Linked DNA regions of Homo sapiens: region 2 is linked to region 1. The links are chromatin contacts, found by Hi-C in ENCODE. All regions are on one chromosome and are shown on one strand. The core of a region is the stretch at or near the end of the contact, and the rest is flanking DNA. Distances in the headings are between cores, read along the strand shown. Region 1 has its middle 280 kb from the start of MIR4422. Region 2 has its middle 320 kb from the start of MIR4422.

Evidence for each region. Hi-C counts contacts between places; a loop is a spot of excess contacts on that map.
Region 2: a loop to region 1 is called in a map of PC-3, with 2.6 times the contacts of the local background. The contact joins two enhancer-like sites. A Hi-C loop is called at or near these places in 1 of 168 maps with a recorded cell type or tissue (PC-3).

The regions. Positions count from the first base shown.
Region 1 is chr1:55,503,399-55,511,049 of GRCh38, forward strand. No RefSeq gene overlaps it. Among named protein-coding and RNA genes, the nearest start is that of MIR4422, 280 kb to the left of the region's middle. RefSeq lists an enhancer at 4,775-4,944. Within about 2 kb of position 3,538, at least 6 of the 41 ENCODE cell types and tissues checked have a DNase peak (open chromatin) inside an H3K27ac peak, as active enhancers do; they include PC-3, where a contact is called at or near this core.
Region 2 is chr1:55,539,603-55,547,253 of GRCh38, forward strand. No RefSeq gene overlaps it. Among named protein-coding and RNA genes, the nearest start is that of MIR4422, 320 kb to the left of the region's middle. Within about 2 kb of position 3,674, at least 2 of the 41 ENCODE cell types and tissues checked have a DNase peak (open chromatin) inside an H3K27ac peak, as active enhancers do; they include PC-3, where a contact is called at or near this core.

The DNA.
Region 1 (7,651 bases), core at 2,288-4,787:
TTCGGGGACCCAAGCTGAGTCTTGCAGGACAAGGAGAGTTAAACCAGGTGAGATGGGAGGTGGAGGTGGGGCTGATGTTTGCATGCAGGGGAAAGTGCATGGGCAAAGGTATGGCAGAATAGCCAGTGATGAGGCAGGACTGATAAGCAGCATGAAAACCTGTGTCTTGGACTTCACTTAGAGGGCCATGGAAGGTATTATAGAAAGTGAGACAGAAGGTTATTTTAAACCATTGACCCAACTAAGGATGATTTGCCTCTTTCTCTCCCCCACCTCTGCTGGGACATTTGGCAACATCTGGAGACATTTTTGGTTGTCACAATGGTGAGGGGGAAGTTGCTACTGGTATCTTGTGGGTAGAGGCCAAGAGCATTGCTATACATTCTCCATTGCACAGGACAGCCTCCTACAACAAAGGAATGATCTGGCCGAAAGTATCAACAGTGCCAAGGTTGAGAAGCCCTGTTTTAAACAAGGGAATGATATGTCTGATTTGTTTTTCTCTTTTGGAGACAAATTATAAATTTTTCTAGGAGCTAGGGAATTGCTAAGTGACTCAGCAGCTTTGTTTATTTTGAACGTTCTTCCTTCTATAATAGACTGAATATATGGTATTTTCATTTTCTGTTTTGTTTTTATTCTTCTGTATTCTCTATAGAGGGTACTTGATGTGATCCTAGTCTAGGTGAATGGCATCCCCTAGAGTTGTGCAGTGCACAAACTGCACAAAGTCCACATGGCAGGCTTGATGGGAACTGTGATCCTTGAGAAGTCATTCAATGAATACCTGGCTGAGTGGAGTGACCTTAATAGAGTAGCCTTTAAAATTAATCACCCAAGTAGTACTTCTTTTTAGTGTCCAGCACAGCCTGGCAGAGGAGTTCAGAATTTGAGGAATGATTGAACAAATGAAGGGATGATTGAGCAGCCCAAAGAATGGGAAAACTAATTGGATACCAGGTGATGCCGAAGGAGAAACTTGCCATTAAAAATCCCAGCAAGGTATCCTACCAAATTTCTGGAGTGCATTGGAGTGGAAACAAACAGCCCTGTGCCAGGGTCCTCTTGGCTGACACTTCAGAATCCTGCCTCGTGAGGGGCCCCTGGAGTAGAGGCTGGGTTTAGACTCTGGAAAATTACTAGGTTTTCTGGTCTCCTGGGTCCTCTGCTGCCTTATCAGTGAAGCTTTGTCAGTATTTCCATCATAAACCCTGGGTGTGGGGCGAAGTGGCCTATAAAATCTGAATCTGGGCCAAAGCTGGCAGGCACAGAGCCTGTTAAGATGCAATTAGTTTGTCTCAGGGAGTCTTCGGTTGGCTTCTTTGCTTAATTGGGAGAGCACAACCAAGAAATACAGAGGTTTGGTGTGCCTTCTGTCTCTAAGGACAGACACAGAAAGGTTTCTGTTGCAGGGAAGAAAATCGGGCCAGTCTCTAACACAGAGCTCTGGGAAGTAGAGGTTTGAAGAGGGTTGCCCACCAGAAGCTAGGAAATACATCTGGACAGGTGCCAAAGGCAGCTCTGTGCCCCAGGTCAGCCCATGCTCCTCTAGATCTTTCCCTATGGTTAACTTACATGATCCTTAAGGTCTACTTTTATACCTAGGTGAGGATGTTCTGGGATGGTCACAGCAAAATAAAATGATTGTTTAAAGCCATGCTTCACATTTAAGCCTCCCTCACTCCATGGTGACATTCATTCATCATTTCATTTATCACCTATTATTACTTCTTTGTTCAGGCTGAACAACAGTAGGGAATTATAAAGGAATCAGACCTGGCCCTAAATACAGGCATTGTCCCTTGCTTGAGTTACACAGTAGTAAAACCACCAACCTCTTGGAGCCTTAGTTTCCTTACTTTTAAAGTTGAGAAGAAAATACCTAATTTATGGCATAGTGATGAAATTTAAATGATACATAATTTGTAAAAAGACCATAACACTATGTCTGGCCCCCCCCAAAAAGTGTTCCTTAAATAGTACTTTATGCCACTAGTAATAGTACTACTACAATAATAACAAGGTAATAAATGCTGTCCTTGGAGTATATACAATGCTGTAAAAACTCAAAGGTATGAGTGTCTGAGGGTGGGTGGAGGTGAGAGAGGAGTCAAGGAAGACTTCATGGAGGAGGTGACATGACCTGAGACCTGAAAAATGGATTATGAGTTTTCCAGGCAGAGAAGAGAACAAAAACCTTTCCTGTTAGCAAGAACAGCCTATGCACAACTATTGAGTGTGCATGGTCAGTGTGGGGGCAAGGGGATGCCTGTTTGCTATCTGCTCACAGGGTACAGGGTGGGAGGAGGTATGGAGTGGGGATGATCTTCTGGCCTCACTGTGAACCTGCACTGATTGAACCAATCCATTCTTCCTCTCCTCCTCCCTCTTCCCTTTCTCATGTCTGCTTTTAGAACATTTTCTTACATGCAGATTCGTTAATGCATAGGTAAGTTTCATGAGGGAAGGAACTTGCCCTGGGTCACATGGTGAGTCCCAGCACCAGGATCTGAGCTCAGCACTCTCCCGTGGAGGCTGTGGCTTTTTCTTAGCTCCTCTTTCTCCATCAGAGCTGACTGTCCACCTGTCAGATCTGCTCATCTTTCCACCCCAATCCTCTGCCTCACTCCCTACCCTGCCTGGCCAGAGGGTTCACTCCTGTAAAGCTCTATTAAAAATCTTTTATGCCACCTTAGTGCAGCCTCCCATCTACCCTATACCATATGCGGGCTTGTTAATTCCTTAGAGGTATACTTATGGCACAACTTTGAGACAAAGGCACAGGTACCCAGGGAACAGCTGCTTTCACTCTGGAAAAATGCCGATAGGTGTCTACTTTCCAGAGAAGGGGCAGGATCAGCAGAGAGTTGGAAGCATGCAAGGGAACAAACATCTTGAACACCTACTATTGCTGAAGACTGTGCTGGGGACTCTTACAGCTGAAACTTGGGTTCAAATCCTGACCATGTTACTAAATATCCCAGGCAAATTACTCACATTTCCCAAATCTCTTTTTCTTCATGTGTAAAATGGATAGTAATGCCGACCTATTCCAGAAAAGGAAGATCAAATCCCCTAGCTGCCTTTGAGAGTCTAAGATTTGAATATTCCCTCTTATCTGCTTAGATTTGGAAGAGACTCTTAGGTTGAACACATGATTCCTTTGTTCATCAGTTGAATTATCTCACTGAAGCTGTGGGGAGTGGGAGAAGAACACTGGCCCTGGAGTCAGGGCTAGAAGCCTGATGCTCTGTCTGCCAACTTGGGAAGGTCTTTATCAGAAGAGAAAATGGATTCCAAGGGGAGCAGCCCCTGCTTGCTCCTTAATGTGCCTGGGAAAGGGGATGCTCAGGCGCAGTGAAGAGACCCACTCAGGTTAAATAAACAGCCTGGAAAAGCTGGAGAGACAGGAAAAATACCCCAGAAGCCTCCTCCTTCCTCAGAGCCGGGTTTGTGTCATCTGTTCCTGGGAGGGGCACACCTTCAGGGAAGGAGCCCTGGACTTGGAGTTAGCAGATTCTACCACCTACCAGCTGGGTGTCCATAAGCAAGTCACTTAACCCCTAAGTTTTCCTCATATGCCATACAACATTCATGTTAATTTCTGGAGGGAAGAATGCTCCGGAACACAGTGAACAGTGTGTAAATCCTACCCCCAAATACCCTTTTCCCCAAGGATTGCCACCCAGCCCCAGGGCACAGCTCAATAAAGTTTCCATAAAACTCAGCTTCTCTGAGTCCAGCTTCAGAAATTACAGAGAGTTGATTCATCACATTGTTTGAATTATGTCAATATGAAAATACAGAAAACCCACAGGGAGTCAGCCTTTTCCCATATATAAAACAGGGTTACAATCCTGTATAAACTTTTAAAAGATAATAGTTTGTATCATATGCATATGATTGAAAAAATAAAAGGAAAGAACAAGAAAAGAAAAAAGTACACATTGGCAAACAATGTAATTCAGGCCGACACCCTGGCTTGGGACTCCCCCTTGCCCTTCTCCTGCTCTTCATTCCTCATCTCCGTAACATCCCCCATCAGTGCCCTGGCAGCAGTAGGCTGGGGCTTTTCTGTGGCTTCAGAGTCCTGCTGCCTCCTCAGGATCCCTGAATTCATCCACTCTTCCCCATCTCCACCGTCACAGCCCACACCTGGGCACCAACATCCCTGACTTGGACCATGGACCACCTTGCAATGAATTGCATTATGTCCACTGAGGCTGCAGTGAGGAGGATAAATGCGGGTAAGAAGCAAGTTGGGGCACATTAATCTGTGCATGTCTGTCCCCAGAGAAGACCTTGAAGAGGCCCTTTGGAGGTGTCAGGATGGAGGTGGAGCCCTTGGACAGCTCTGCCCAGCTCCCCACCCTCATGATCCACCCCTCCTGCTGCTTCTCCTTTACTCTCTCCTATGCCCTGAATTGCTCCTCTCTGCTCTCTCTGCCTGCAAAGTTCTACCCTCTAAACTCCCCTGACCCTATTTTACTCCCGCTGTGCTGTGACTACCCTACTTCTCTTCCCCACCTCAACCCAGGTCAACTCCTTTTGCACTATGTTACCTCTCTCCCTTACACAACAAAGAAGTGATTGTAAATCTGATGAACCTGTTTTCACCTCCAAGCTGTGAGTTCCACAAGTGCAATGACTAAACTTGTTTTGTTTCATCCTCATATCTTCAATCTTAATAAAGAGACTTTGTTTTTTTGAATACAGAGTCCTCCTCTGTTGCCCAGGCTGGAGTGGCATAATCTCGGCTCACTGCAGCCTCCACCACCTGGGTTCAAGCAATGCTCGTGCCTCAGTCTCCCAAGTAGCTGGGATTGCAGGTGCACCACCATACCTGGCTAATTTTTGTATTTTTAGTAGAGATGGGGTTTTGCCATGTTGCCCAGCCTGGTCTGGAACTCCTGGGCCCAAGTGATCTGCCCGCTTTGGCCTCCCAAAGTGCTGGGATTACAGGTGTGAGCCACCACGCCTGGCCTTAAAGTGACTTTTTACATGGTTGACACTGAAACAATATTTGCTGAGTTGTGATGATAAACATCTAGCCCATTCTCGGTTCTGTCACTATTGATGCCCAAAGTTACTTCAAGACAACCCTACAACCATTCTCACCTGTAAAATGGGTACAATAATAACTACTTTGTGGTGGCATTATGAGAATCAGAGAAAAATTTGTAAAGTGCGCTTCACATACTTATTGATTTCATTTATGGAATGCCTACTCTTATTTTGAGGGTTTGAGGACAGAAAAATAATAATTTTTTTTCTAACACTGTGACCACCAGTCATGATGAATTTTTCAACATGGGCTAATGCCCACCAGAGATGCACAATAGCAAGTTCTTGGATCAGAGTTCTGTTTACACTTGGATGGTGAAGGAATATCAGTTGTTAGTTTTCAAATGAGACCTCCTCTTGGATGGCAGCACATGAAAGAATTGCCTGGGCACGGGTCCAAGGTTCTGTATGCAACATGTGTGGATGTTCAAATACAATTTCATTTATGCATGACCCCACCTGTCAAGATCCCACATCCAAATTAAAAATACAAAAGATTAGCTTTTATGGCAAAGAGAATGATAATAATTTGACAATATTAGTATTTGAAGTGATAATTTATGATAAAGAGAATAATTATGTACCATATTAATTACAGTCATGTAATTAATTGCATTAATTACAGTCATGTAATTAATTGCATTAATTACAGTCATGTAATTAATTGCATTAATTACAGTCATGTAATTAATTGCATTAATTACAGTCATGTAATTAATTGCATTAATTACAGTCATGTAATTAATTGCATTAATTACAGATGCTTAATTACATGTCCATGGGTTTCTTGTCTGAGGAGTCAACCAACAACAAATAAAAAATATTTGGAAAAAAACAAAAAAACAATATAACAAGAAAATACAAATAAACAACTAATAGTGAATAACAACCATTTACATAACATTTACACTTAACTAGGTATTATAAGTAATCTAGAGATGATTTAAAGTATACAGGAGGATGTGCATAGATTCTATGCAAACACTATGCCATTTGATATAAGGGGTTTGAACATCTGTGGATTTTGGTATCTGTGGGTGGTTCCTGGAACCAATCCTCCCTGGATACTGAATGATGGACTGTATTCCTTCCCCTTCTGTCCTTACATGGTCAACATTTTGTAGGGAACAGCAAAGGTGGTTTAAGATAAGACTCTCCTGGACAAGCACTGGAGAATTCTCTGGTTGCCAATCTTCTTACGAAAGCCTCCTAGAATTTTGGATTTAGGTGAAGCATTTCAGATGGTATCTTAAGGAATTCTTGGCAAAGTGTGTTGGCAGGTGACCTACAGGCTTGAAGATTAAAAACAGACTAAAAGATTATTAAGAGACTCCCTCCCAATGGCACACAATGTTGTAGTTTAAACTGTGCCCACGTACATTATCTTGTGTAATTTTGATGCAAAACTCTTATACGGTACAAGCTGGGATTATCCAACCCATTTTACAGGTGAGGAAAGGGGCTCATAAATTTGCCCAAGGTTGATCAGCTAGTGAATGGCGCTTCCAGGACTTAGCCTTGGTTTTCTCTCTCAAAGCCTTCTTTTTATTGTCTTACATTTACTTTCCTCAGGCAGGGCTGTGTTCCGAGTCCTTACTCTTAGCCCTGCCTTGTCTCTCAGTCTGGAGGTCTGAGGAGGGAGGGCTGCTTTGTACCTTCCCCACCCTTCTGTCCCTGTGAGTCCTGGTCTCCTGAAGTCTGCCCTGCCCACTTACCCAAGGAGAGCTCATCAGTCTTCTTCCATACTTGTTCTCATAGCACTTGTTCATCAAGCATGCTTTTGTGTAACAAATAGGTGCAGGGCAGTGTGGTTTGAGCCACAGAAAAATAACTTATCTATTTGTAAGTTTCTGCTTAATAACATGGTGTCAAAGGAGGGTGCTAGGTGGGGATGTGTCCACAATAATTAAAATCATTCTATGGACTTTATTTCTCATAACTGTGCACAGTAAGTATTCTTTTCCCTGTTTTATGGATAATGCAGTGCATTACAGGAAAAAGCAGATCCTGTCTGCATAGGGAAAGAGACTAGAGCATTTATTAAGTGCCTAGTATGTGCTAGTATTTTGCATATTTACAACTTATTAAATCCTCAAAACATCCTACGGAAGAAGATAGAAGTGATCCCATTCTACAGGTGAGGAAATGGAAGTTTAGCAAAGTGAAATAGCACGTTCATTTACCAAATAAGTGATAAAGCCCAAAGCCCATGATCTGGCCTAGGCTGAAATTTCAGGAAACTGCCCCCAAACAGAAATTTCTGCCCACAGGGCCTGTCTGATGAGAGGAGGTCAATCCAGACTAGAACAGCCCAGCAATCAGAGTACAGCCGGCAACTTTTAGACAAGGAAGAAGCCAGGGAATTAAGAGGTGTCAAACAAATAGGAAACAATTGGGATGTAATTATAAGGAAAATGCAGGCAAAATTCCAGGAAGCCAAACTCTTATAGAGTTGTTTACAAGGGAAGTAGTGGGAAAGCCATGCTCTGGCCTGAAAACCACATGTTCTGGAGAAAAATATCACATAGAATCACAGAAACCCTTTCAGGAAAAGGGCTTTCATTTATTTAGTTGATCAGTTCAGGCT
Region 2 (7,651 bases), core at 2,424-4,923, 36 kb after region 1:
GCTGCTTGTGAAATATCTGGGTTTCTGCTACCATGGCAGCCAGGAAGGAGGGGCCGGGAATGGTGAGGGGCAGAATGGGGGTCACCTGTGGAAACATTCACTGGTGCTGTGGAGGCCTTGAGGGCAGAACATGATCCCGGAGTAGGCTTTTCCCCCTCACAGGCTAGGCTGGAAGAAGTGACCAGAGATGGAGTCAGATTCCTACCAAAAGCCAAGCCCAGTAGGGGCGATGTGGCCAGGCAAGAGGAGCTCTAGGCAGGGGCTGCAGCCCCAGCTCTCTCAGTCACTTGTGTTGCTTCGTCAAGAGGGACAGGGTCCAGATCATCTGTAAGGTCTCATTGAGCTTCAAATTTTTGGATTCTCAGAAGGGAAGCTTGGTACAGTAGACTCAGATGAAATGAGATTCAAATCCAGCTTTGTCCTTTTGGCAGCTCTGTGTTCTTGGGCAGATGACATCACCTCTTTGTTCCTTTGTAAAAAGGAATAATAATATTGACAACAGAGGTTTGCTATAAATAGGAGCTCAATAAATAATAGTCCCAGTGATGGTTAATTTTATGTGTCAACTTCACTGGGCAGCAGTGAAGTATGCAGATGTTTGGTCAAACATTATTCTGGGAGTGTTGGTGAGGGTGTTCTGGATGAGATCAACATTTCAACTGGTAGACTGAGAAAGCAGATGGCCCTTTCTCATGTGGGTGGGCCTCAGCCAATCAGTGGAAGGCCTGAATAGAATAAAAAGGCTGAGGAAGAGGAAACCCCTTCTGCCTGACTGCCTTAAGCTGGGACATTGGGTCTTTCCTGCCTTTGGACTCAAACGGAAACATCTGCCCTTCCTGGGTCTGGAGCCTGCTGGCATATAGACTGGAACCACACCATAGGCTTTTCTGGGTCTCCAGCTTGTTGACTGCAGATCTTGGGTCTTGTGAGCCTCCATAATGATGTGAGCCAATTCTTTATACTAATCTCTCTGTCTCCATATGTGTATATATGTGTATACACACACACACACACACACACACACACACACACACACACACACACGTACATATATGTCCTGTTGGTTCTGCTTCTCTGGAGAACCCTAATACCGTCCCTTTCCCATCTGCCATTCACCTTGTCATTTTTTCAGGAAAATGTTCATAATTTTCATTCATACAATTTTCAGCTCTTACTCTCCACTCCCAAGTAAGACAGTGGCTATTTATAGAAGCAAAAAGTCACCAGCAACAGTGTATGTTCCATTTGTCTCATCTTTATTATTTCAAGTGTTTTAATAATTATTATTTAATTATAAGGACACAACCACCTAGGGAGATAAATAAAGCAGAAATTGTTCTCTTCCTTTTTCTAAAAGAAGCATTAATGAGGTATAATTAACATACAATAACCTGCATTTGTCGAAAGTGTACAATTTGGTGAATTTTGAGACATATACACACTGGTGAAACCATCAACACAATCAGTATACAGAACATACCCATCCCCCTCTAGTTTCCTCATGCTTCCTTGTCATCCATTCAATGGTTTTTATAACTGCTGAGAACACAGAGAACCAGAAAGGAAGTGCCAGTCTCCTGACACTCAGTCCAGTGTTAATTCTAATAGGCTACCTTCAATCATCCCCAGAAGAGTTGGAGAGGGAACGATTTATTAAGCACATACCATGTATGAAGCCCCAGACCAGGTGCTTTAAACAGTCATGTGACACAAAACAATGTTTTGGTCAACAATAGACTGCATATATGATGGTGGTCCTGTAAGATTATAGTGAAGCTGAAAAATTCCTATTTCCTAGTGCCACTGTTGCCATCCTAAAGTCATAGCACAACACATTTCTCACCTGTTTGTGGTGATGCTGATGTAAACAAACCTACTGTGTTGTCAGCTGTATAAACTTGTACAGTAATGTCCTAGGTCTTCACATTTGCTCACCACTCACTCACTGACTCACCTAGAGCAACTTCCAGTCCTGCAAGCTAATTCACAGTAAGTGTCCTGTACAGGTGTGCCAGTTTCTTAATGTTTTATACCATATTTTTACTCTACCCATTCTAGGTATAGATATGTTTTGATACGTAAATACTTACCATTGTTTTACAATTGTCTACATCATCCAATACAGTAACATGGTGTCCAGGTTTGTAGCCTAGGAGCAAAAGGCTATACCACATAGGAATAGGACACACACACACAAGCGCACTAAGTGAGTGGCAGGCCATACCACCTAGGTCTGTATAACTACTTTCTGTGATGTTTGAACTATGATTACATCACCTAATGAGGCATTTCTCAGAATGCCTCCTTGTCGTTAATATATGCATGACTGTATATGTAGCTTATTTACATCTAGTAGCCTCAGTACTTCCTTTAGCTTCAGGTATCTTCTCTCTACAAATGTTCACCTTGATCCCTGACTTCTTCCTAAGCTCACATATCCAAGTATGTTCTTTGCCTCTCCTCTGGGATGTTGAAGCATCTCAAACCAAACTTGCTCAAACCATAACTTTGTTTACAACCTGCCCCCACAACCTCCAATCTGTCCTTTCCAAGTCTTTTCATTCACCATATACTCATGTGCTCAAGTCAAAAATTTTGAGTAAACTCTGATTCTTCCCTTCCCCTCACCTATGACAGCTAATCCACCAGGAAGTCCTATTAGCTGTGTCTTCAGACAAATCCCAATCTGGCCCCTGCATTCCATGCCTGCTGCCACTACCCTGGTCCAAGCCATCGTCACCTCCAACTGGTGTCTCGCTTTCACTCTTGCCCAATCTTTACTCTTTCTCTGCATGTCAGCCAGTGATCTTAAATCAGATCATAACACTCTCCTTCTTAAAACCTCTCAGTGGCTTACCAACACAATTAGAAGAGTTTTACATTTTACTCAGCCTCGTGAAGTTCGAGATGACCTGGCACCTTCAGGAATGAACACACACACACACACATACACACGCTACTGTCCTTCTGACCTTCTTATTGCTTGAACATGCGAATCTTATCACTACCTTAGAATTTTTGCAGGTTTTATTTTCTGCCTAGAGAATGTCATACTCTCCTTATCTAGAAATGGCTTAATTTTTATTCTTCCCTAAACTTTCAGCTGAGGAACAGGAATGGAGGTTATCACCACTGAAATTATGTTGTTATTTGTTTGATTACCTATGTGTTGCTTGTCTTCCCTCTTGAGAATGAGAGTATAAGCCTTCTCTGTTTTATTTACTTTCTTATTTACTGATTTATCTCCAGCACTTAGAAAAATACCTGGCATATCCTGGATGCTCAATAACTATTTGTTGAATAAATGATCAAACAATAGGCCTCTTAATTGTTGCAGATGTTAGCCATCTTTACAGTCAAATACTTCTCTATTGCTACATAAAAATTCAATAACTCTTCCTAATTCTTCCCCTTGCCTCATTGTTTTACTTGGCCATGTACTCTGCACAGTGATGAAGGCTTTAAATGTTTTAACTTCTTCATTTTCCTGCTCCCTTGTGGAATCTGACCCCACAACCCACCCCTTCTCTCTCACACATGTATACTTTCTGGGTTTTGCTGAGTAAATTCAGAATGTTGATGCTATTATCCCATATTTTCTTAATATGCCTCTTCTGTTTTAATAATCCTTACTTAACTCATATTACAATTCCCAGTCAAGCATTCATCATTCTCTTATATTTAACTATGAAATACCACAAGATTTATTGCTCACCATTCTTTCTTGTATTTGTCATCTTCCCTATCTTGAGATTTTGGTTTAATGAGTTTTCATTTGGCCAGAGTTCTTCCTCAGGTAATTTCCTCAGCTAGAGGCATGGGCACACACTCTTTGAATTTTTCAATGTCTGAAAATTTCTTTCAATAACAATAGCAGCAGCAGCAACAACAATGTATACAGCACTAATTCATGCTGTGCCTGGGCAAAGGGGCTATGACAGAGAACAGTCAAGGTCCTTGCCCTCATGGAGCTTACATTTCGTTTCCTGTGGCTTTGCTTTTGTGTTAGTGAAGTAGACTGGCTTGTGCCGCAGAAATCAAAACGACTCAAATTTTGAAGCCTTCAGAACAAGGATAACTTTCTTTGTTGCTCATACCAAGTTTGCTGCTGGTCTCAGAGGACTCATCAGGGAGATTGTCCTCTGTGTGATAGCTCAGTGTTGCTCTCTGTATCAACACAACCTTCCCAGATCATAACGGCAAGGGGAGAAGATGCTAGAAAGTCTCATACCACCAGTAAATATTTCTGCCCAGAATTGACACACTTATTTTCATTCACAGTTCACTGGGTTCATTGAACAAAAAAGTCACATGATCATGTCAAATTTTAGAGGTATAGAGAAATGCCAATCTCTCTGTGTGCCTGGAAAGTAAAGAACTGGGGATTTTGTGAGCATCATGAGTATGCACCTCAGTCTGCCCTTAAAATTCATGTCTTGGCAGAATATAAGATATCACTTGCTCGAATATCATTTTTTCTCTCAAGAATCTAAAAATCATGATTCGGTGTCTTCTATTACCAGTATTGCGTATGAGAAATCTAAGTCTTAATTTCAGTCTAAGAGAGACTTAGAAGAGCGACATGCAAAATTATGTCTAGATACATAAATACATACACACACAGAACTATGTATGAGGTAGTCTCCCTTTATCCACAGGAGAAACGCTGCAAGACCCCTAGCGGATGCCTGAAATCATGGATAGCACCAAGCTTTATATATGCTATGTTTCTTCTTATATATATGTACCTATGATAAAGTTTAACTTACAAATTAGGCACAGTGAGAGAATAATGACAACAGCCAAAAATAAAATAGAACAATTATAATAATGTACCGTAATAAAAGCTATGTGAATGTGATCTCTCTTTCTCAAAATATCTTATTGTACTGTAACTTGGGTAACTGAAACTGTGGAATGTGAAACTGTGGATAAAGGGGGACAACTGTAGACACACACACACACACACACACACACACACACACACACACACACACCATGTTATATAGATCTCAATTTATTCATCCATCCATTCATCTATGATGTTCAGGTCTGCCAGGACAATACAAAGATTGGATTAGATATGTAGGAGACTTATTGGCACGGGAGCAGGAGAAGCCTGGGAGAACCTTCAGGTCATGATGTAGATCTGAAACCTGTGGAAGGAGAGAGGGAAAGCAGGGGAATTAGATTGAAGTCATCTCTGACTGTGGCACACTTGCAAGGAAGATTTGGCCAGGCCCATGGGGTGCCCTCAAGCCAAAGTTGTCCATTGGAAGAGTCCCACATCTTGTAGGACTGGCCTGCTGTAGGATCCCTGCCATGCTTACTCATTGCATGCAGCCTGCAGGAAGCATAGCATCCCCATAAACTTAGTGGTGGATTCAGAGGGACTGCAGATGGGGCCATCCGTTAATTACGTTCTCTGCAGCAAGAGATCTGAGAGGCTGCCACATTTTCATGGTTGCCACAAGAAGCTTAAAAATATTTTTTCTTTTTTTTTTTTTGAGTTACGTAATTTCACCAGGGTATGTCTAGTGTGTGTCACTTGAAAATTATTCCTATTTAAGACAAAGGTGCATCTTTTTCATATAAAGTTTCATGTCTTTCCTAACCTCAGTAAAACTTCTTTAATTCTAACTTCCTGTTATTCTCCTCCATCTGTTTCTTGTGCCCCTTTTGAAACTCTGTTACTTCCATAATATATCACCTACATATGTCTTTCGTGTCTCTTATCTTTTTACAGATGATTTTCAATTTTTTGTATTTTTGCCATGTATTGGGGGTTACTTCTTATACCTAATTTGAAAAAATGCTCTTGTTTGAAAACTTCTCTATTAAATCTTAAAATTCTGAAATAATTCATGAAGTACCACAAGTATATTTTTGTGCTTTCACAATATCTCCTTAAGAATTCTAACTATGTCTTGCCTCCTTAAAAGCTACTTTGTTTTAGTTGTTGGGACTGGTCTCCTTACTTCAATGGTTTTGATCCCTTTTAAAATAATGTCTACTCTTTAAATGCTTGGTTTGGAGGATATACACACTAGGCATTGGGGTATTTTGGGCCAGGGAGGTTGACAGGCATTGGAAGGTAAGGAGAAATGTCTTCTCCAGTAGGCTGCTGATGACAGGTTCTTTAAGATGGGGTGAGGTTCAGAAGCTTCTTTATTCTAAAGTCCCAATGGAAATGGGGTGCCCTTGGCCCCACATTGCTACTCCTCTTGGACACAGCCACCTATGAGAATAGCTATCTCTCCTGGAGCTGCACATAGCTCGTTGGAGGAATGGTTCCTGTCTTTGATCCTAGGGGATTTACCGGGCTTTCTTCCCTGGACCTCATAACTGAAGTGTTCACTCCAGATTTTTCTAGAGAGGCAATCTTCTGTTCAGGTGGAGTTTGGGGTCCTTCCTTTGCTATCACAATCAATGAATCCCTCATCCTGTATCTTCTTTCCGAATATTTGAGGTTTCAGCCATATGTGGCTTTTTCTCTAGCCTACTGCAATCAGCCAAGTTAATTTTGGTCGTTGATTCACCCCCAGGGAGTTGCAACAGCAAAAAGATCCTGAGCACCTGTTCAGGTCATTATTTTGTAGAATCCCCCAATAATTTCTCCTAATTCTTGATAATTAAAATGCCCCTCCCATCTTCTTGTCTTTTCGAGCCCCCTTATTTTCTTCTTTTTGCATATTGGCATGTCAGCTTATTTCTATCAAAGAAGTCTTACAAAAGGGAAAACAATAGTTTGATTTTGTTACTGTCACCAAACTTACTATTCCCAGTGCAGATACCCTATCTGATGTTGGTTATTGCATGTCATAAGTCTAGGGTCAGCAGTCTGGGGATAGCCCTGGGAATTGGCTCCGAGTTTGTCATAATTGGAGTAACCACTACAAGAAAGATGGGGAGGCAGGCATGGGCATAATGAGAGGGTATGTTTGTCTGGAAGTCAGGGAGTAGGCTGGGACATATAATAGTTGCTTGTGAAAGCAGCAGTCTCATTTTGAGACTCTACCTTTGAAATGCCTATGTTGTTTAAATCTCTGTCTTGATGGCTGGCAATGTTGCTTTTCCAACCAAAAAGTTTAACAGTCATGGACTGCATGCCAAGTCCCATGCAAAGCATTTTATATGTGCTAACTCATTCACTCCTTACCACAACCCTGTATTGTTATCTTCATTTTACAAGTGGATAGACAGGGCTCAAAGAGAAGAGGTCAATTAGATGGCAGAATTGGTATTTGAATATGGTTTGGGTGATTCCAATGTCCACAGGTATGCTGTATGTCACCACTCTGTGTTCCTTATCGGCCCATGCTGTGTTTAGTTTTGAGTTGACTTTTGAAAGGTGAGTAAGATTTCAATAGCAAAAATAGGGAGGGCTGTCCAATTTGAGATACCAGCACATGAACAGGCAGGAAGGCAGGTGTAGATACAAAGGGAGATGTGGTTCTATGTGATTGGATTATAAACTATACAAGGGTGCTGTTATAGGGAGAAATGAGATTTGAAAGACAGGTTAACGCCAGATGGTGAAGGATCCTGTAACTTCCAAGCTGTGGAATTTTAGGCAAGTTATTTCACCTCTCTGAACTTCAGCTTCTTGATCTGGAAAATGGGGATGAAATGACCGTCATGATTTTGTGCG